Linked DNA regions of Homo sapiens: region 1 is linked to region 2. A link is a loop called in an ENCODE intact Hi-C map of the cell type or tissue named here. Cell type or tissue: endothelial cell of umbilical vein. All regions are shown on one strand. Links, peaks and the distances in the headings refer to the core of each region. The heading gives the core; the rest is flanking DNA.

The links. Peaks named below come from ENCODE experiments on the same cell type or tissue, not always from the same donor. Only the 100,000 strongest peaks of a DNase experiment are listed, where the experiment ranks them.
Region 1: it touches region 2 in a loop (7-fold over the local background); 2 of 110 quality-filtered maps call a loop at or near these places.

Annotation. Positions count from the first base shown.
Region 1 is chr19:33,993,205-34,003,709 of GRCh38, forward strand. It overlaps LOC105372371 (a long non-coding RNA gene), which reads right to left. Exons shown (of 3, transcript XR_935921.3): 2 at 10,391-10,503; 3 at 7,034-7,194. Among named protein-coding and RNA genes, the nearest start is that of SUNO1, 94 kb to the left of the region's middle. RefSeq lists an enhancer at 10,304-10,505. In endothelial cell of umbilical vein, for the core only: a CTCF peak has its summit at 5,746 (motif pointing left); no DNase peak of the experiment used is centred there; H3K27me3 peaks cover 140 bases.
Region 2 is chr19:33,814,408-33,824,912 of GRCh38, forward strand. KCTD15 (potassium channel tetramerization domain containing 15) reads left to right here. Exons shown (of 7, transcript NM_001129994.2): 7 at 1-1,354. Among named protein-coding and RNA genes, the nearest start is that of KCTD15, 23 kb to the left of the region's middle. RefSeq lists enhancers at 5,849-6,048, 5,927-6,921. In endothelial cell of umbilical vein, for the core only: no CTCF peak of the experiment used is centred there; DNase peaks (open chromatin) are centred at 5,784 and 6,334; H3K4me3 peaks cover 975 bases; H3K27ac peaks cover 1,780 bases.

The DNA.
Region 1 (10,505 bases), core at 1,464-9,463, 180 kb after region 2:
TCAAGACAATAAGCATTACTAGAGACAAAGTGGCATATTTCATAATGATAAAAGAGTAATTCATTAAGATAGTATAATTGTACTAATCGTGTGTGTACCTAATAACAGAACTTCAAAACAGATGAAGTAAAACCTATCAGAAGTAAAGGGGAAATCAATGTATCGAAGAGATATTTGCACTCCCATGGTTGTTGCAGCACTGTTCACAATAGCCAAGATTTGGAATATTTTAAGTGTTCATCAACAGAAGAATAGATAAAGAAAATGTGGATATATACGATGGAGTACTATTCAGTCATAAAAAAGAGTGAGATCCTGTCATTTGCAACGACATGAATGATACTAGAGATCATTATGTTAAGTGAAATAAGCCAGGCACAGAAATGTTATATTGGGTAGCTAGTCTGGTATTAGCAGGGAAGGAGGGGCCTCCCCACAAAACACACACACACCAGCAGTGTCAAGCAACTATCGGGTGATGGTCAGGTGGTTGTTAACTGGTCTCTCTAAAGTAATAATTGGTCACAGACAGTGCCAGGGACAGGCAGTCTCCTAATAGATTAAAAAAAAAAAACACCTGAAAGATGATCAGCAGCTTCCCGATAAGATCTCAGGAGTTGGGCGAGTGGGGAGAAGTAACATAAGACTCTAGAGGAATGCCAATGTATAAAGTCAAAAGGTTGAGCTGCACACTTGCCTTTCAAGTTGCCCACTGGCCTTCTTCCAAGTAGCCAAGTACTTCTCTTCCTTTCATTCCTGTTTGAAAGCTTTTAATAAACTTTCACTCCTGCTCCAAAATTTGCCTTGGTCTCTCCTTCTGCCTTATGCTCCTCAAATTCTTTCTTCTGAGGAGGCAAGAACTGAGGTTGCTGCAGAACCTCACGGATATGGATTCACCACCGGTAACATATTTTGGTGCTGTGTGATTCAGATACCTTCCACCAGTAACATAAAGACAAACATCACATATTTTCATTTATTTGTGGGAGCTAAAAATCAAAACAATTGAACTCATGGACACAATGTAAAAGGTTGGTTACCAGAGGCTGGGAACGTAGTGGGGCAGAGTGGGAAGGAAGTGGGGATGGTTAGTAGGTATAAAAAAAGAAATAGAAAGAAGGAATAAGACCTATGATTTGTTAGCACAACAGGATGACTATAGTCAATAATAACTTGTTTGTACATTTTAAAATAACCAAAAGAGTGTAACTGGATTGTTTGTAACACAAAAAATAAATGCTGAGAAGATGGATACCTCATTGTATGAGTCCATTTTTACACAGCTGATAAAGACATACCCAAGACTGGGTAATTTGTAAAGAAAAAGAGATTTGATGGACTAAGAGTTCCATGTGGCTGGGGAGGCCTCACAGTCATGGTGGAAGGTGAAAGGCACATCTTACATGGCTGCAGGCAAGAGAGAATGAGAGCCAAGCAAAAGGGGTTTCCCCTTATGAAACCATCAGATCTCGTGAGACTTATTCACTACCCCTCCCCATGAGGAAACCGCCCCCATGATTCAATTATCTCCCACCGGGTGCCTCCCACAACACATGGGAATTATGGGAGCTACAATTCAAGATGAGATTTGGGTGGGGACACAGCCAAACCATATCACTCATTCTCCGTGATATGATTATTACGTAGTGCTTGCCTGTATCAAAACATCTCATGTACCCCATAAATATACACACCTACCATAAACCCACAAAAATTGAAAACTAAAAAAAATCTTGAGAAAAGAAGTAAAGGGTCAAGTCAACAGCCTCTCACAATCACAGTTGGCTATATTAACACCCTTCTCTCAGTAACTGATAGAACACATAAACTGAAAATCTAAAGAACACTATCAAATAATTTTATCTAATTAACATTTACTGACCACCATTCTTACCAAATTCAGAATGTACACTGTTTTCAAATTCATGTGCAACATTCACCAAGATAGGACCATATGCTGGGCCTTAAAATAAGTCTCAATGAATGTCAAAAGAGAGGATGGTCTTACCACACAATATACAATTACGTCTTACAATTACGTCAATAATTGTAAGATATCTAGGAAATCTCCAAATGTTTAAACAGGGTACTTCCAAACAAACTACAGCTCAAAGAATAAACACAATGGAAATTATAAAGTATTTAAAAGTGAGTGATAATTCAAACAACACACAAAGTTAGAAAACATAGTTAAAGCTGTGCTTAGAGAGCAATTTACAATGTAAATGTCTATGTTAGGAAAGAACGAATTAAAATCAACATTTAAAGTTAATATTTTAAGAAGCCAGTTAAAGAAAAACAAATACAAAACAGACAAAAAGAAAAAAATAACAAATCCAAAATGTAGTTCCCTGAAGTGATTAATAAATTGATAAAAATAAGTAGGACTAATCAAGAAAAAAAGAGAGAAGACACAAATTACCAACATCAGAAATGAAAGAGAAAGGTCAGGTATGGTGGCACATGCCTGTAATCCCAGCACTTCCGGAGGCTGAGGTAGGAGGATTGCTTGAGCCCAGGAGTTTAAGACCAGCCTGGGCAATATAGTGAGACATCATTTCTTATTAAAAAAAAAAAAAAAGTTAAATTAGCTTGTCATGGTGGCCCATGCCTGTAGTCCCAGCTACTTCGGAGGCTGAGATGGGAAGATGGCTCCAGCCCAATTAAGTAAAAGGACAATTAAGTAGTGGTTAAATTTCTTGAAAAACACAATTTACCAAAGGACATTTAAGAAGAAATGGAAAATCTGAATTGACTTCTATCTATAAAGGAAATTGAGCTCATAATCAAAAATCTTCCCACAAAACAACTCCAGGCCCATGTTATTTCACTGGTAAATTTTATCAATAACTTTAAAGGAAAAAATAATACCAATTTTATAGAAACCTTTTCAGAAAATGGAGAAGGAAAGAATGCTTTCAAACTCACTTTATGAGGCCAGCATAACTTTTATATATTTGTAGCCCTGGTAAGTATAAGTTCATTTTTCAATAAAGATGCAAATGTTATTCAATGAAGTAAAGAATAATCTTTTCAATAAATGATAAGAAACAACTGGATTTCTATATCTACATGTCTTTTTATATATAAATATGGTTATGGATTTTTTTTTTTTTTAAGACAGACTCTTGCTCTGTGGCTCAGGCTAGAGTACAGTGGCTCAATTTCGGCTCACTGCAACCTCCACCTCCCGGGTTCAAGCAATTCTCCCTGCCTCAGCTTCCGGAGTAGCTGGGACTACAGGCGCCCGCCACGCCTGGCTAACTTTTGTATTTTTCAGTAGAGATGGGGTTTCACCATGTTGGCCAGGCTGGTCTCCAACACCTGATCTCAGGTGATCCACCAACCTCAGCCTCCCAAAGTGCTGGGATTACAGGCATGAGCCACTGCACCCAGCCGGTTATGGATTTTTAAAGAGAACCTCACTTAGTTCCTCACACATATGCAAAAATTAATTTGAAATGTATCATAGACCTAAACTTATAAGATAAATCACATAACATATAAAAATTTTTCATAATCTTGAAGTAGGCAAAGATTTCTTAGAACACAAAAAACACTAACTGTAAGAGAAAAAAAATTGGAAGTTGAACTTCATCAAAATTTTAAACCTCGGCTAAGCAAAAGATTGCCAACAAGACAAAGATGCCTACTTTTATAACTTCTCTTCAATGTTGTACTGGAGGTTCTGGCCAGGGAAGTTAGGCAAGCAAAAGAAACACAAGACACCCAGACTCGAAAGTCTGAAATAGAACTATCTTTATTTTCAGACAACATAATCTCATATACAGAAAATCCTTTAAAAAATCTATTTTTAAAAAATGACTAATAAATGAATTCAGCAAGGCGGCAGGATAAATCAACATAGAGAAATCAATTGTATGTCTATACGTTAACAATGGCAATCTAAAATGAAATTAAGAAAGCAGTTCCATTCACAATATGGAATCAAAAAGAATAAAATATTTAGGGACAAATTTAACAAAAGAAGTGCAAAGCTTACACTCTGAAAACTACAAAACTTTGTTGAAAGAAATTAAGAAGATCTAAATAAATGGAGAGAGACATTACATTTTCAAAGGCTGGAAGACTTGGTATTATTAGGATGACAATTCTCCACAAATTGATCTAAGACTCAATGCAATCCTTATTAAAACCTCAGTTGGATATTTTTGTAGAAATTGACAAACTGATCTAAAGTTCATATAGAAATGCAAAATCCACAGAATAGCAAAAACAATCTGGAAATGAAAAACAAAGTTGGAGGACTTATTCACCCTGATTTCAAAGCTTAATACAAAACTCCTATACTCAAGACAGTGTGGTGCTGACATAAGGAGAGACATTTAGATCAATGGAAGAGAATTCAGAGTCCAGAAATAACCCTTTACAGTCATTATCAATTGCTTTTCAACAAGGGTACCCAAACAATCCAATGGGGGAAAGAATAATCTTTTCAACGAATGTTGCTGGGACAATTGTACAGCCACATGTAAAAGTATGTGTGGACCCTTCCCTCACACCATACACAAAATTAAACTTGAAATGGATCATGGACTATAATGTAAGAGCTAAAACTGTGAAACTCTTAGAAGAAAGCATGAGTAAATCAGTGATCTTAGGTTTCTTGAAGAATGATATCAAAAACACGAGATAAAATAAAAAATTGATCAATTGGACTTTATTACTCCCTCTAGTGGATCCAAAATATAACCATATTTATAACTATTTCATCTTTTAAAAACAATAGTAAAAGATATTTCCATAACAATTCTTCTACTCAGTGGTCATTTTCATGGTCATTATGGTGAATTACTTTTGCTTTCCTGTATAGCATGGCCAAGGGGCGTGAAGGTATTTTCAGGGGTGATAGAAATGATGTGTGTCTTGAACGTGGCGGTAGTTACACCACTGCACCAATTTTTATCAAAACCACTTGGCTTGAAGACTTAAAGTCTGTGTACGTATTTCACCATATGTAAATTTTACCTCAATAAAAATTTCATTTTACAAAGTGATCGCTCTGAGGAGCAGAAGACGAGCTTTTCACTGCAAGCCTTTCAGTACTTCTTAAAATTTTTAAAAGCGTGTGTATAAATTACTTTAAGCTCTTTAAGTTTTGAAAAATAAAACATGTTCCAATTTGAAGCTTCTTATTATCCTTGCTTCATAGAAAACAGAAGATGAGAAGAACTCTCTTGTTTGAGAGGGTATCATTTAGCATCAATAACAAGGTTTTCCTCTCTTCCTTCCCTGGCGTTCCCCCAGAGTCACAGCACCAGTCCAGGGAGACCACGGGGAGGTCCGGGAGCAGGTTCTGAGTCAGAAGAAGGCTTGCTTTTAAAAGCTGTGATGGAAACGAAGTTGTAATCATTTATTCCCTGTCGTGGAGCTACTGTACCAAACACAGAATCTCTAGGAAATGAAAGTCAGAATCTCAAAAGCTTCAGTTTTTGAATGCTAAAGCTTATTTGCATATCAATATTGCCTCAGGACAATACGCAGAATTAGAAAATTAAGGAACTACATTAGAAGAGAGAGAAAGAAATAGGACAAATGCGTGGAAGTATAGAGCTCCCCTCTGTCATCTAGTAAAAGTCATAAATAAAAAGCCACACTCAACTCCATGGCTGGTGAATTTTGATAATACTGTTACCAAAATTTTATTTACAAACTCAGTAACAAACAAATTTTTTTCATTAAAAAATACACATCTGTACAGCATTACTCCCTCTAGTGGATCTAAAAAAATAACCATATTGATAAGAATTTCATCCATCTTTTGGGGAACAATAGTAAAAGAAATTTTCATAATAATCATCATGCTGATCAGTGTTTATTTTAATGGTTAATCTGAATTAATTTTTCTTTTCTGTGTAGTATACTTTTTCTTTCCATACACTCTCCTGTAAAAAAAGGTACTTAACATTTACCAGAATAATTAATTACTCATAAATTAGAAAATGACAGACATTTCAAACATTACTTACAAGGATAAAAATTCAAAAACTATTGAAGGTAGTATTATACTCAACATAAATCGTAAATATTCAATGAGTTTCGCAGTCACTTTAAAGTAATGTGCAACTGAGAGGGTCATTGTAATAGTCTATTCACCCACGAACTGTTTAAAATTGGGTTAGTGATCATTTTTAACCCATTTATGCTGGAGGTTGCAATTTTTTGAATTTTTGCATAAGTGAAAAATCAGACCTTGGCGCTGACCTTGAGCAGTAGGATATAAATAACTCCCACAGGCTTGGTGTTCCAATAGTGGAACACTAGGCATAAAATAATAAGTAATCATTCAAGTTTCATGTCTACTTATTTTATAAAGTAAATTTTCGAATATAATGCAAGTATTCATTAGATCCTCAAATCTCATTTGTTGCTTAGAGGGTTTTTGTGAACATTTTTTCATGCCATCACTGTGTCTTATATTTGGGAGCAGAGAGGTAACATATAAATAAAAAGATGACACGTGTGTGTTGGCTTAACTTTTGAGTTTGTCACAACTCAGTCACAGATGTTGCTACTAGGGAACAGACACCTAAAAAGGGGTAAAAAAAAAAATAATGATGTTCAGTTGAGCTGATCTCTGTAGCCTAATCCAAGTGAAATTTTAATAATTAGACAGCAATCCCTGCTATTAGATGATCTGGGACTGGTTTTACTATCGCAAATAACTGAATGGAGTTTCACGTATCTTTTTAGAATGAAGAATTTGAAATGACAACACCACCTTAGAGGTGTGGGGCTCTTGCAGAAGTGAATTTAGGTAAAAGACTGATGACAAGGTTTCGTTTTGTCTGAGAAGTAACATTTAACGGCAGGCAAAGAGATACATTTCCCACCAAAATCGAATGCCACTACCATCTGCAACCCCACAGAGGCTCAGCTACCTAAAATGGAAATGAAAATATAATGTATGGAAATATTCTCTTAGAAAAACTCCTTAAGGCTTCACATGTATTAATGTATTAGTTTGCAAACATTAAGATCAAAGCCAAAGCAACAAATACATCCTAAAAAGTTTTTCGTCAGATTTTTATTAACGATATACAAGTAGCAGGGCATAAAAAATTAATAGGCCCAAGCGTTGAAATGTCAAACCCAATGATCTCTTCCATGCTCACCTCTTTTGCTTTTTTGTTTCAGTCTTGCTGGCACCGGGTCTTCTTGCCTTGAGCAACTCTACACGGTTAAGAAAAGGAGAAAGAAAGGTTAACAGATGGTTTAAGAGCCCCTCATCTGTTGCAGTAAGTTAAAAAATAGCAAAGGAAGGAGAATAGGATCCAAGGTGTCAAAAACGCAAGGCCTAAATTCATAGACGTGTAATTTCAAGCCTTTGGGCTTACCCAATAAACCGTTAAATATTCAGTTTTAAATAAAATCTACTGTAGGTTTCTTTAAAAAAAAAAACCAATTTGCTTATAATATTGCTAACTCAAGTTTAAAATACAGTTTCTCTTCCTTTTTAAGTCTTTAAAATGCTGTACATTGTCCTTCTACCCTCATTAGCCTCTCTATATAATTCCATGCACCCAAATCTTTTATTTCCAAGAAGCCTAACTAATCTGATGGAGCAGCCACCACAAAGCAGAGATAGAAATGTGGTACTCACTCCTGTAGTCCCAGCACTTTGGGAGGCCGAGGTGGGCGGATCACTTGAGCCCAGGAGTTCGAGACCAGCCTGGCCAACATGGTGAAACCCCATCTCTACTAAAAATACAAAAAAAATTAGCCAGGCATGGTGGCACATGCCTGTAATCTGAGCTACTCGGGGGGCTGAGGCAGGAGAATGGCTTGAACCCGGGAGGCGGAGGTTGCAGTGAGCCATGATCGTACCACTACACTCCAGCCTGGGCGACAGAGCGAGACTCCGTCTCCAAAAAAAAAAAAAGAAAAAAGAAAAAAGAAATGTGCCTAACACACACTTCTCACATATCCCATGGTGCCAAACTTTTAGACCCCAAATCACTTCGACAATGAAATCAAACCTGAATTGCTAACAGTTATTTGCACAACATCTGTCTCAGATATAAGCCAGCAACACAAGGCCGGACATCCTCCTTCCATGCTGTTTAGCATGTGCTGATATAGGAAAGGCCTAAAGAACTATGTGAATGCTGGGTGTGGTGGCTCAGCCTATAATCCCAGCACTTTGGGAGGCCAAGGCAGCTGGATCACTTGAGGTCTGGAGTTCGAGACCAGCCTGGGCAACATGGTGAAACCCCCATCTCTACTAAAAATATAAAAATTAGCCAGGCATGATGGTGCATGCCTATAGTCCCAGCTACTCAGGAGGCTGAGGCAGAAGAATCACTTGAATCCGGGAGGCAGAGATCACACCACTGCACTCCAGCCTGGGTGACAGAGCAAGACTCCATCTCAAAATAAATAAATAAATTTTGACTTGAAATTCCAAAAGAAAAATTTTGCCTGTTTCTAATCTATATTGATTAGCAATATATTGTAAACAGAACAAATGAAGAATGACCATACTAAAGCTGAAACACTCTGCTTAAAGAGAGAACAATGGCAGACACCATCATCAGAGGGACCTGGAAGAGGACACTGACCCCAGCAGGGAGTTGTGATGGAAGAGGAGACAGCTTCACTGTGTACAGAAGAATAAGCTTCCTACTACTGGACTGGGGGTGGCTCCCATCCCCGGGACCAGTGTCTGTCTCCAGTCCTGAGCGAGTCAAGGTAGAGACACTGAGTATGCCTAGGATTGGATGGTCTGAATAATTCCAGCTGTTTCTGGGCTATAGGAAAGATCTCTGGTTGTCCTGTACCTGGCCCTGGGGTGACTTAGTACATGGGGAATATTGGCTTGGTGTGTGAGAATTTGATAAAGGAGATGGTTGTGGGTTGGGCTCTGGATTGGTTGGTTTGTATGTTAAAGGCATGCTTGCAGGGGAGTCCTTGGCTATCTCTAGGAATTATCTCTAGTGCTGGAAGGGGCAGTCTCTCCAGGATCAAGGCCCGCAAATGCTTGAGCATGAAGAATCTAGAAAATGAGAAAACAGAGTCAATACAGAGTAGAAATGGTAAGTCTATCTAACTCTTGAGAAATTTTGCCATAAAGGGGAGCAGGGAAACGTGGTTATAGACGGGGCAGACATGATACAAGAAGTGCTTTTTTTTTTTTGAGATGGAGTCTCACCCTGTCATCCAGGCTGGAGTGCAGTGGCATGATCTCAGCTCACTGCCACCTCTACCTCCCAGGTTCAAGCAATTCTCCTGCCTTGGCCTCCCGAGTAGCTGGAATTACAGGCATGCACCACCACTCCCCACTAATGTTTGTATTTTTAATAGAGACAAGGTTTCTCCATGTTGGCCAGGCTGATCTCAAACTCCTGATCTTAAGTGATCCGCCCACCTCGTCCTCTCAAAGTGCTGGGATTATAGGTGTGAACCACTGCCCCTGCCAAGAAGTGCTTTTAATAAGAGAGAGAGTATAACATGCTTTTATGCTGCTGGGAAGCAAGGAGTTGAGAGAAAAAGCAATGAGTGGGAGAATGAAGAGATGAGCCACTGAGCGGGAGGAGAGATGGGGCGCAGTGTGTGAGTAGGGGCTGCTTACAGCCCCAGGAGAGCCAGGGTGGGAACAGAGGCGGGGAGGCTGGTGTTTTTGATTTCATGGCTGGATGATGAGACAGTTCTCATTTTACTGCTTCTTGTTTCTCAGTGAAACAGACAAGGTCATCTACTGAAACATGAGGAAGGGAAAGGGTGTTGATGATTGAAGGAGAAGGCATGAAACACCAGTTTTGGAGAGTGGCAGAGTGAGCCAACTGGAGAGATGGATTTGTGTTGCTGAGCCGTGCTACAGGCCCACTTGTGGTTTGTGGTCCTTAAGTTAAAGTTGGGCTAAGTTAGGATGGTATTGGTTGAGGGAGTTCTGAGTATTTATTCTAAGAAGAGGGTATAGCTCCGAGTATTCTAAAAAGAGAGTGTAACTATCTACACACATATAGATAGTTGTATTTCTGGCTACCTAAAGAGGACCGGAATGATTTAGCTCAAATGAGAAAAGAAATTGTCTCCGTGAAGTGAAGTTATGGGTAGTCTTTCTTAACCTCTTTCCATGTTTCAGAATTTTCATAAGATGTTCCAAACAGTATGTATTTCAATATATAAACAGATGAAAACAATAAAGCTATTTCAGAAATCGGGGAAAAAAATTAAAAACCCAACAAAATGAGGTTTTGCTGGGAAAGAAAGCAGCTAACCTAATTTCCTGTAGAAAAACTGCTATCCTAAATGTGAATGCTTTCTTGACTATTAATTTGGATATAATTATAACCCTCTACAACAGGAGAAAGACTAATGAATCACAGGGGAAAAAATGAAGGAAAAGCACAATACTGCAAAAACATACCAAAGACAAAACTGCAAAGCTACTGAAAACATAAAAGGATGTCTTAACAGGATACTCATGTCCTCTTGGGAGACTTCCAGGTGAAATGATTGAAGATGATTTTCCAGCCGTTCCT
Region 2 (10,505 bases), core at 1,153-9,152:
TTGGTGTTATTTATTGCATTTGGGTGCCTGTCCCCTCAGGGCAGCACAGATTCTGAATTCTGATTCACAGTCCCTAGCCAGATGGGAACTGGGAAAGAGACAGAAGGCGTCTGGGTGCTTTTGAACCCTGTCTCAAATGTTTGGGATTTTCTCTCTCACTATTCTTTGGTTGGGGATGATGTCCTCTTTAGACCCCCACGTAATGGTATGAGAAGGTGGCAGGCAGTGGCTCAGCCAGCCAGGGGGCACCAAGTCATGCAGCCAGCGTGAGACCTGCAGTTCACCTAAGCACAGAACGAGATCTCAGTATGCCTCCATGTAAACAGATTCACATAGGCCTCCAATTTCAATGAGACCTTTTGCATTTTTTCTCAAAGCCCTTATGTTCTAACCCATGAGAACCATTTTACCTGCCCTCTAAGGGCCACCAGCTTCGACCTGCCTCAGGGGACAGCAGCACAGACCAGTGGCTCCCTGTCCAAGGCCGCAGAGCAGACGCCATCCCACTGTACAATCGAATTTGCTGGACAAACTTGATAGGTTTCTCTGCTTAGCAACGAGCCTATAGTTAGTTGGCACATCTGCGTTTTGGCATCTGAGGCTCCCATCTGAGTGGAGGAGAAAGTGTTGTGTTTATTAGCAGGAAGTCTTGTGAAAACAGCTCGCTGCTGTGTATGTTTATGGATTTTTCTGATATAACAGCCAGCATGGTTACCGAGTGGTAGAGATTCTCGAACATTCTCAAACTCTCTTTTTGGGTAAATGATTGTGCTAAAAATAAAATTTATTAATAAAGAAGGGGAAAAAGGAGTAACTCTACCTGACTAAATGTTACTCTAATTTATTTATTTCTTTACTAATTAAGTAAAACCAGGAAGTATGATTTTACATCAACCAGAGAATTTCTGAATTTATAGGGAAACACTATGTCCCCATAATGATGCTATAATTCTAATATATCTAGTCCCCATAAACAGTAAGTACAAATTATCATTCCTTTAAAGCATTTTTACACTTCCTGGAATGAGTATATTATCAGCAATCTTTTGTCAAATGCCAGCCGTATAAATGTTACTTCTGCTCTTTGTAAACCTCAAAACTCATTATTCTTGATTATAAGCAACTGGACAGAACCATGCCAAAGCTTCCCCGTTTCCCACCAAACCCCTGCCAGTGAGTGCAGAGAACTCGCAAAGCCACAGCAGGCGGTCTCAGCCACCGTCCCGCTCACAGGGGCCCAATGCCAGGTCACAACACTAAGAATATCTTTCAAAAAATGTGTCTTTTTTTTTTTTTTTTTTAAAGCTACTGCTTGACTGTTCCTTAGAATAAATAAAGGATATTTTATAAATTACAGCTCTAGCCCTTGGTTTGTAATTCACGGAAGCAGCCACAATCAGGTACTCCAGCATTGGTCCTCGGGAACCACCACTCCCCACACTTGGGACCTGGTGTGGCTACTGAGTAGGACCTTAACATCCCAAGTCCCAAATCCCAAAGCTTCCTGATTTGAGGACTGACCAGAGAGCAGCAGCGTTGTCTCTAGGCGCTCAGTGCACATGCTGTTGGCAGATCTGGCGGGGAAAATGGTGCAGGCATGGCCTCCCTTTACCTCTCCAGACCCCCAAGCCTGGACTCAAGTGTTCAGGCTGTGATGAGCATGTTGCACTACGTTGGTGTTGCATACATGTATATCTGTGGACCAAACCACTAACATTCAAAAGAAGGAAAGTGGGCGGGTCACAGTGACTCATGCCTGTAATCCCAACACTTTGGGAGGCTGAGGCGGGTGGATTGCTCCAGCACAGGAGTTCAAAACGAGCCTGGGCAATTTGGTGAGACCCCATCTCTACAAAAGAATTTAAAAATAAGCCACTCATGGTGGCATGTGCCTATAGTCCCAGCTACTCAGGAGGCTGAGGTGGGAGGATCACTTGAGTTCAGGAGGTTGAGGCTGCAGTGAGCCATGTTCACACCACTGCACTCCAGCCTAGACAACAGAGCAAGCCCCGTCTCAAAATAAATAAAATTAAAAAGAGAAAGCATGGCTGGGTGTGGTGGCTCACACCTGTAATGCCAGCACTTTGGGGCCAAGGTGGGTGGATCCCCTGAGGTCATGAGTTCAAGACCAGCCTGGCCAACATGGCAAAACCCCGTCTCTACTAAAAATACAAAAAAAAAAGGATTAGCTGGGTGTGCTGGCATGTGCCTGTAGTCCCAGCTACTCGGGAGGCTGGGGCACGAGAATCGCTTGAACCCGGGAGGCAGAAGTCGCAGTGAGCCGAGATCGCACCACTGCACTCTAGCCTGGCGACAGAGCGAGGCTCCATCTTAAAATAAAAAAATAATTAATTAAAAAAAAAGGGAAGCACAGATGTGAGAAATGGGGAAACTATATCCATTGAGCCACTGACCAAGATAATATTTAACTTGACTAAGCCTAGCAGAGCCTGCCCACTTCCCCTCCCTAGAGGCCAACCCATGTTCTCGAGGCAATGCTGTCTGCCAAGATGGCCCCATCCCATCAAGCCCTGCCTTCCCTCCTGATTCTCCAGAGACAGGAAAATGGCTGCATTGGCCCTGGAAGATACTCAATTTCTCCTAAGTAGATGACAAGGTGGAAAATACAAAAATGGGAAACTGCCAGGGGATATTCAGTTGGAGGCAGGAAATCTGCCTCAGTTCAAAACAATAGGGAGGTCTAGACAGAGCTAGAGGGACAACTGATGGCCAGAGAAGGCAGCCGCTGGCCTGGATGGAGTCTGACATCTGGGCTGATGTAGCTGTTGTAGGAAGTAGGATGTCACAGGTTGATGGCCATCTCAAGGGGGGTAGGCAATGTGTTTAGCCACAAGGCTCAAGTCAGCCAAGTAATATTGGTCTTGTCACATGTGTGATGAGAATGTGGGTGGCTCTCTTTGCTCACCCCAACCCCGCCCAAAGGAGGAGTTTCCTTGTAGAGAGAGGGCTTGCCCTCACCTGGAGATCAGGGGCTGGCAGCTGTCTTATCTCTGATGGAAGATTTGATGTGGAGTTACCTGCACTGAAGAGTCTGGGTCACTGTATAGGGTAAAAGCCCACATCGTTAACTGCCACAAATTTTAAAATTTTCTACAAATGGATTTGCTTAGAATGAATGGTAAGAAAAGGGTCAGGTGCAGTGGCACACACCTGTAATCCCAGCACTTTGGGAGGCCAAGGTGGGTGGATCATTTTAGGTCAGGAGTTCGAGACCAGCCTGGCCAACATGGTGAAACCCTGTCTCTACTAAAAATACAAAAATTAGCCAGGCATGGCGGTGCGTGCCTGTAGTTCCAGCTACTCGGGAGCCTGAGGCAGGAGAATCGCTTGAACCTGGGAGGCAGAGGTTGCAGTGAGCCGAAGTCTCACCACTGCACTCCAGCCTGGGTGACAGAGTGAGACTCCTTCTCAAAAACAGGAAAAAAAAATGGTAAGAATAGAAAGATGATATTAATGCATATGTGTCAAAAGCAGCTCCTGCCTTTATTAGTGAGAAGTTTCTCATTAGATCAAATGAAGTTTCTTGTCAGTATCCAGAGAAACCTACAAAGGCATCACAAAGATAAAGCTCTAACGTCCAACATAAAGCCCGAGACAAAAGATGGTCTAGAGCACCTGCTTGGAGGAAGGTCTATCCAGGAACAACTGTATTTAGGTTAAACTGCTAAATTCACCAACTAGGGCAGAGAGGCACAGAAACATTCCCTCCAGAACCCCTTTCCATTAAGAGTTCACTCCTGTCACCACATTCTAGGCAGCCCCGATGTTCTCTGGAGGACCGGTGAGGTAAGGTAATGCTTTGTGGACTAACAGAAAGAAAAAAGTGTTGGTGACAGCTAAGGGCAGCTTCCTGCCAGCACCAAGACTAGCGCTGATGTTCTCTTAGAAGCACCAGAGTTTTCTAAGGTGACCCAAATGGAACACAACCCCAGGGAAGGTTGAAAGTCAGAAAAGAAGAGCGCGTCTCTGCTCTTTCTGGATCTCACAACCAGCGAGTTCTCGCAGCCATGGCCTCTGTAAGCCCAGGGACATTTCTCTGTGAGCTTTCATTGGAAGGGAAACCCCAGCCCCAGAGAAGCCTACCCCGCCACATCCCAGGCTAATCCCTGGATCTGGTTCAGGAGCTCTCTTCCTGCAAGCCCCAAAGCTAGACAAGCAGAGCCCTGCCAGGCCCATGGTGACCTCTGCAGACCTAGGAACTGCAGGCAGAGTTGGGGGCTCGTTCCTGGGGAGGGGCCCACCCCTGAGGTTGTGCATCCAGGAGGGGCCCACCCCTGAGGTTGTGCATCCAGGCATGACTGACTGTTGGTAGCTGTTTACCCTCAGGGAAAGAGAACTTTCTGTGTTTTTATCTCCACCCCCAGTGGAAGGATATGTTGAGTAGAGTTTTTGCTTTTTGAGGAAAAGTCATGATTTGGAAAGGGGCGCTGATGTATCTGTTGAGGCTTTGGATGTTGATTTTTAAAGGGTCCCTGCTTCCCTGCAAAGATCCTTATCTTCACAACCACCCAAGAGCACCACTTATTGGTGGCCAGCATATGCCAAGCACTGCAGGTGCTTGGGAGGGCAAGATAGCTCATGAGGCTTGGAGCAGACATTTGTTTATGCACAGGAATTGTTCACTTTTTTTCTTCTCCTTTTTTTTTTTTTTTGTGAGACAGGGTCTCACTCCGTTGCCCAGGCTGGAGTGCAGTGGTGCAGTCTTGGCTTACTGCAACCTCTGCCTCCTGGGTTCAAGCGATTCTTGTGCCTCAGTCTCCCGAGTAGCTGGGATTACAGGTGTGCACCACCACGCCCAGCTAATTACTGTATTTTTAGTAGAGGCGGGGTTTTGCTTTGTTGGCCAGGCTGGTCTTGAACTCCTGGCCTCAAGTGATCCTCCCACCTTGGCCTCCCAAAATGCTGGGATTACAGGTGTGAGCCATTGCGCCCAGCCAGGAATTGTTTACTTTCAATTGTGTACTTGAAGCTCTGTAAATTTAACAGGAAGAGAGACCACATTGCAGTTTTCCACTTCGTCATGACACTGAACATGGATTACCCCAAATGCATTGATTTGCATGTAGAGAGAACCACCTCTCAGGCCTCAAGACTAGCGTCTCCATAGCAAAGGAAGCTTCTGTGAAATTCTAATGAGAGACCCAGAGAAAGAGGCAGGCACACTCCCGGGGACACACAAAGGAGAGGGGTTAGGGGTCAGCTGCATTTGGGGTTTTGTCTTTATTTCCATTACACAGAACAGCCAGTCCCGACAGCGCCCAGGCCCCACAGGACAATGCTGTTCCTGGACCCGGAGCCATGGCCGTGGAATAAGAGCTAGGTCTTCAGGGCCTCCTCCTAGGATCCTTCTTAACACAGAAATCACAAACCAGGCCAAAGTCTTAAAAAGCAGAGCCTGGGAGGGGCAGGGACGCCCAAGCCACGCTGGGGCCCGGGAGGCCTCCCGTCCTGCCCGCGGGAGAACCCAGGCCGCGCATCCCTGGCTGGACGGCGTCACCAGCCGTAGCTGGGCCAGGCCTGCTGCTCAAAGCCCGTGTCTAGGATGTCACCAGAGCTCCCTTTTCTGTGTCCTGGACCCGGTTCAGGGCCCCCGAGGAAGCTGCGGTTTGGGGCGAGCCGATTGCACCAGCAGGGCCGGGCTGCTGCTCCCGGGGCTGACGCGGGCCACGCCCTCCTGGACGCGGACACACCCCCATTTCCCCGGGCCCACAGAGCCACGCCTGGCCCTGCAGCCAAACAGCGGGAAGGCAGATTGGTACGAGTAGGTACAAGGCCCTGGAATTCTCGCCCGGTTGCCACACACTGCACGGAGCATAATTGGGGGAGGTTGTGCAACTGCCCGGGAAGCCGGGGCTCGCAACGAGGGCTCTCTCCAAGTCCCCATCACAGGCCTCCGGGGAGCCTCGGGACAGAGCCTGACGCCACCTTCGGGTGACATCGATGGCCTCGCTCTGGCAGAGGAGTAGTGTGGCTCTGCCGAGAACTGGGGAGCCCGGGTCCCCGCAGGGCCAAGGGGAGGGAGGGCTGGCGGAAGGGGCCGCGCCCACAGCCCCAGGTGGCAGCAGCGGCGGTGGCGGTCCCGACTGGCAGAGCCTAACGAGAACAGGGCCTATCCCCAGGGGCCCCGGGCTGGACGCAGACCAGATCTCGCGGGGGTGGGCTGGGAGGCGCCCGCCAGAGGCCGGAGGCTGACAGTGCCTTTCCTATCCTATGGGTCTATTGTGGGCCCGCGGAGCCCCCATGGGTGGGTCCATCCCCGGGCCCAGTGAGTCACTTCCCCAGGCCCCGGAGGCCTTCGTGGAAGGTGCCTCCCTTTCCGGCAAAGCATCCTTTGTTCTCCTGCTGGCTTTGCTTCCCAATCCTCTCTGAGTTGCAACCTTGAGGGTTTTAGGGGCACCAAGCTCCCAGGAGCACAGAGGTGGGCTTGGGTGCCACCTGGAGAGCGGGCTGCAGAAGGCTGCAGCTGCTTTTTTGCTTCCTCAGTTCCCTGCCCTCTCAAGGCCCAGGCTCTCCCACCTCCCCAGACGTCTGGGGAAACCCACACTGCCCTGCATAGGTTGTGGTGTGCAGCCTCCGGACTGCAGATCCTGAACGCGCATCAGGAGGGAGGGAGGGAGGTTTCGATGCTCTCGCCCTGGCCAGCACCGCTCTGAGTTGCTGAACTGGCCTCAAGGCTTCTCTTGCATCAGGGAGAGGCTTCCGGCACCACCACTGGCACTCCTCCTTCTCCCTCCCTTTAGCCTCCCCCAGTTCCCATGCCCAGGTGGAGGAACCCGTGTAGAAGCCCAGCCCAGGGAGGGAATTCATCAAAGCACCTTCCCACACAGCCTCTAGTTTGCCTCCTCTCCACTCCCACCTTCCAGCCCCAGCCTGGCTAGCCACGTGGGGGGCTCCTGTGCCAAGGAGTGCCCAGCTGCCGGGTGAGTGAGCAGCCCTGCACAGAAGGCAGCTGACTACCATACACACTACATGTGTGGAGAGCACCAGCCTTGCAGCCTGGCGAGGCTCTTGCTTTGAAGAAATAGAAGACTAATTATTTTATTTATTTATTTATTTATTTATTTATTTATTTATTTATTTATTTTTGAGATGGAGTCTTGCTCTGCCACCCAGGCTGGAGTGCATTGGTGTGATCTTGGCTCACTGCAACCTCCACCTCCCAGGTTCAAGTGATTCTCCTGCCTCAGCCTCCCGAGTAGCTGGGATTACAGGCGCCCACAACCACGCCTAGTTAATTTTTGTGTTTTTAGTATATGTGCTGCTGAAGTGAGCATGAATTTTTGTGTTTTTAGTACAGATGGGGTTTCACCATGTTGGACAGGCTGGTCTTGAACTCCTGACCTCAAGTGATCTACCCTCCTTGGCTTCCCAAAGTGCTGAGATTACAGGTGTGAACCACGGCACCCAGCCAGAAAACTAATTTCAAAACAAAAACAAAAGCACCCCTGTATGCACAGATTCTCAAATTGTATTTACTATTGGCAAAGAAAGGAAGGGGGCCCCTTAGTGTCCTAAAACCAGGAGAGATGAAATCGATTATGGAACATCAGTTGATGAAATACATTTATCCTTCCACAAATATCTACTGAGTGTCTACAATCAGCCTGGTTACTGGAGGCCAGGCTCTGAGTCGTGAGTGTCCCATGAATCACCAGCTCTCCAAACCCTGACATCTAACACCACCCACTTCCCACCCTCCCCAGGAAGAAACAATATTTAATAGTTTCATTTACACAGAAAAAGAAGGTGCAAGCTCTCTCCCTAAGGAAGAGCCAAAAAGCAGCCTCAACTGGCTCCAGAGCCTGTGCTCCTGGATTAAGAACAGAGATCAGTGTATTGGTTTCCTCTTGTGGCTATGACAAGTTACCACTAATGTGGCTTAGAAAAATACTATTTTTTTTTCTTTTTCTTTTTGTAGAGACAGGTCTCCCTATGATGCCCAGGCTGGTCTTGAACTCCTGGACTCAAGCGATCCTCCCACCTTGGCCTCTCAAAGTGCTGGGATAACAGGTGTGAGCCACCATGCCTAGCCCAACACTGATTTTAAGATGATATATTTTCATCTTACAGTTCCAGATGTCAGAAGTCTGACATGGGTCACACTGGGCTAAAATCAAGGTGTCAACAGAGCTGCTCTCCTTTCTGGAGCTCTAGGGGAGAATCTTTCCTTGTCCTTTCCAGCTTCTAGAGGCTGCCTTCATTCTGTAGCTTGTGGTCCCTTCCTTCATCCCCAAAACCAGAAGTGTAGCATCTTTAGATCCCCTCACCCTTGTTTTTCTGGACTCTAGTGATTCCATTGCCCACCCTCCACCCTGCAGATAATCTCCCTATTTTAAGGTCTACTAATTCACCTTAATTCCATTGGCAATCTTAAACCCCTTTGCCACATAACCTAAGATACTCACAGATCCCAGGTTTAGGATGTGGACATATTTGGTGGCATTATTCTGCCTGCCACATCTAGGTAGCAACTTTATCTACTCAAACAATTGTTATTGAACACATGCCCTCTTTCAGGCACTAGGATATAGTAGTGAATGAATACAGAAAAGCCCCAATCTTGTGGAGCTTACACTCCAGTGAAGAGAGATGGACAAGAAACAAAAGTAAGGCTGGGTGCGGTGGGTCACACCTATAATCCCAGCACTTTGAGAGGCCCAGGTGGGAGGATCGCTTGAGCCCAGGAGTTTGAGACCAGCCTGGGCAACATAGGGAAACCTCATCTCTCCAAAAAAAAAAAAAAAAAAAAAAAAATTTGCCAGGTGTGGTGGCATGCACCTGTGGTCTCAGCTAATCCAGAGGCTGAAGTGAGAGGATTGCTTGAGGCTGTTGAAGCTGCAGTGAGCTATGATCACGCCACTGAACTCCAGCCTGGGTGACAGAGCAAGACCCTGTCTCAAAAAAGAAAAACAAAAAATAAACAACAAAAACCCAATAACAAAAATAAGTAAAATGTGTCATAGGTTAAATAGTGCTAAAAATAAAGCAAGGAAGGGGAATAGGAGTGTGTGTGTTGCTATTTTGGACAGTATGCTGGACATCTCCCATTTACCCTGCCCCCTGCCCTGGGCCTGGAAGCTGACATTGTGAACAGTGTGAAGGGGCTCCCTTACCCTCTGGCTTCCTGTTGGGCATGGCTGATGGGAAGCATCTTCAGGAGACTGGAGGGCAGAAGGCAAGTCAGCCTCTCTCATCACTCATCTAAAGACCTCAGCCCTGGGCCAGGCCCAGTGGCTTATTGCCTGTAATCCCAGCACTTTGGGAGGCCAAGGTGGAAGGATTGCTTGAGTCCAGAAGTTGGAGACCATCATGGGCAATATAGCAAGAACCTGTCTCTATTTAAAAAAAAATAAAGAAATATTTCTTAACGGGTATGGTGACATATACCTGTAGTCCCAGCTACTTGGGAGGCTGAGGCAGGAGGATCCCTTGAGCCCAGGAGTTTGATGCTGCAGTGAGCTATGATCATGCCACTGCATGCCCACTGCCTGGGCAACAGAGCGAGACCCTGGTTCTAAAAAAAAAAAAAAAAAAAAGAACATAAAATAAATAAATAACAAAGACTTCAGCCCCTGCCAGAGGCTTTTCTCACACAGCCCACCTGGCTCTGAGAATACCTCTCCATTCTCCCCTTCCAGCCTAGGGATGGTAACTATGGTTGGCTATACTACCCCTGAGAGGACTCATTACCCCTGATTTCTATATACCCTGCCCTCACCTTTGTAAATACAGGTTGAGTATCCCTCATCTGGAAATGCTCGGGACCAGAAGTGTTTTGGATTTTGCTTTTTTTAAATTTTGGAATATTTGTAAATTTATATGTAATGAGATTTCTTGGGGATAGGACCCAAGTCTAAACACAAAATTTATCTCTTTTATATACATCTTATACACACAGCTGGAAGGTAATCATATAGAATAGTCTAAATAATTTTGTGCATGAAACAAAGTTTGTGCACATGGAGCAGCAGAAAGCAAAGGTGTCCCTATCTCAGCCATCCGGGTGGACAATCTGTGGTGGGTTGGCATCACCAACATTCCTTTTTTTTTCTTTTAGACCAAGTCTCACTCTATCACCCAGGCTGGAGTGCAGTGGTGCCATCTTGGCTCACTGCAGCCTCCACCTCCTGGGTTCAAGCGATTCTCCTGCCTCAGCCTCCCGAGTAGCTGGGATTACAGGCATGCGCCACCACACCCAGCTAATTTTTGTATTTTTAGTACAGACAGGGTTTCACCATGTTGGCCAGGTTGGTCTTGAACTCCTGGCCTCAAGTGATCTGCCTGCCTCAGCGTCCTAAAGTGCTGGGATTACAGGCATGAGCCACCGTGCCCGGCCATTCCTGACTCTGAATTTATATGCTATCAATAAGTAATCCATTTCTTGCACCTATTTACACATAAGTACTTAACAGTAAAAAATTTGGTATACCATTCATAAAATGAAAAAAATAATGTATTTAGGGTACCTAAGCAGCATGGTAGCA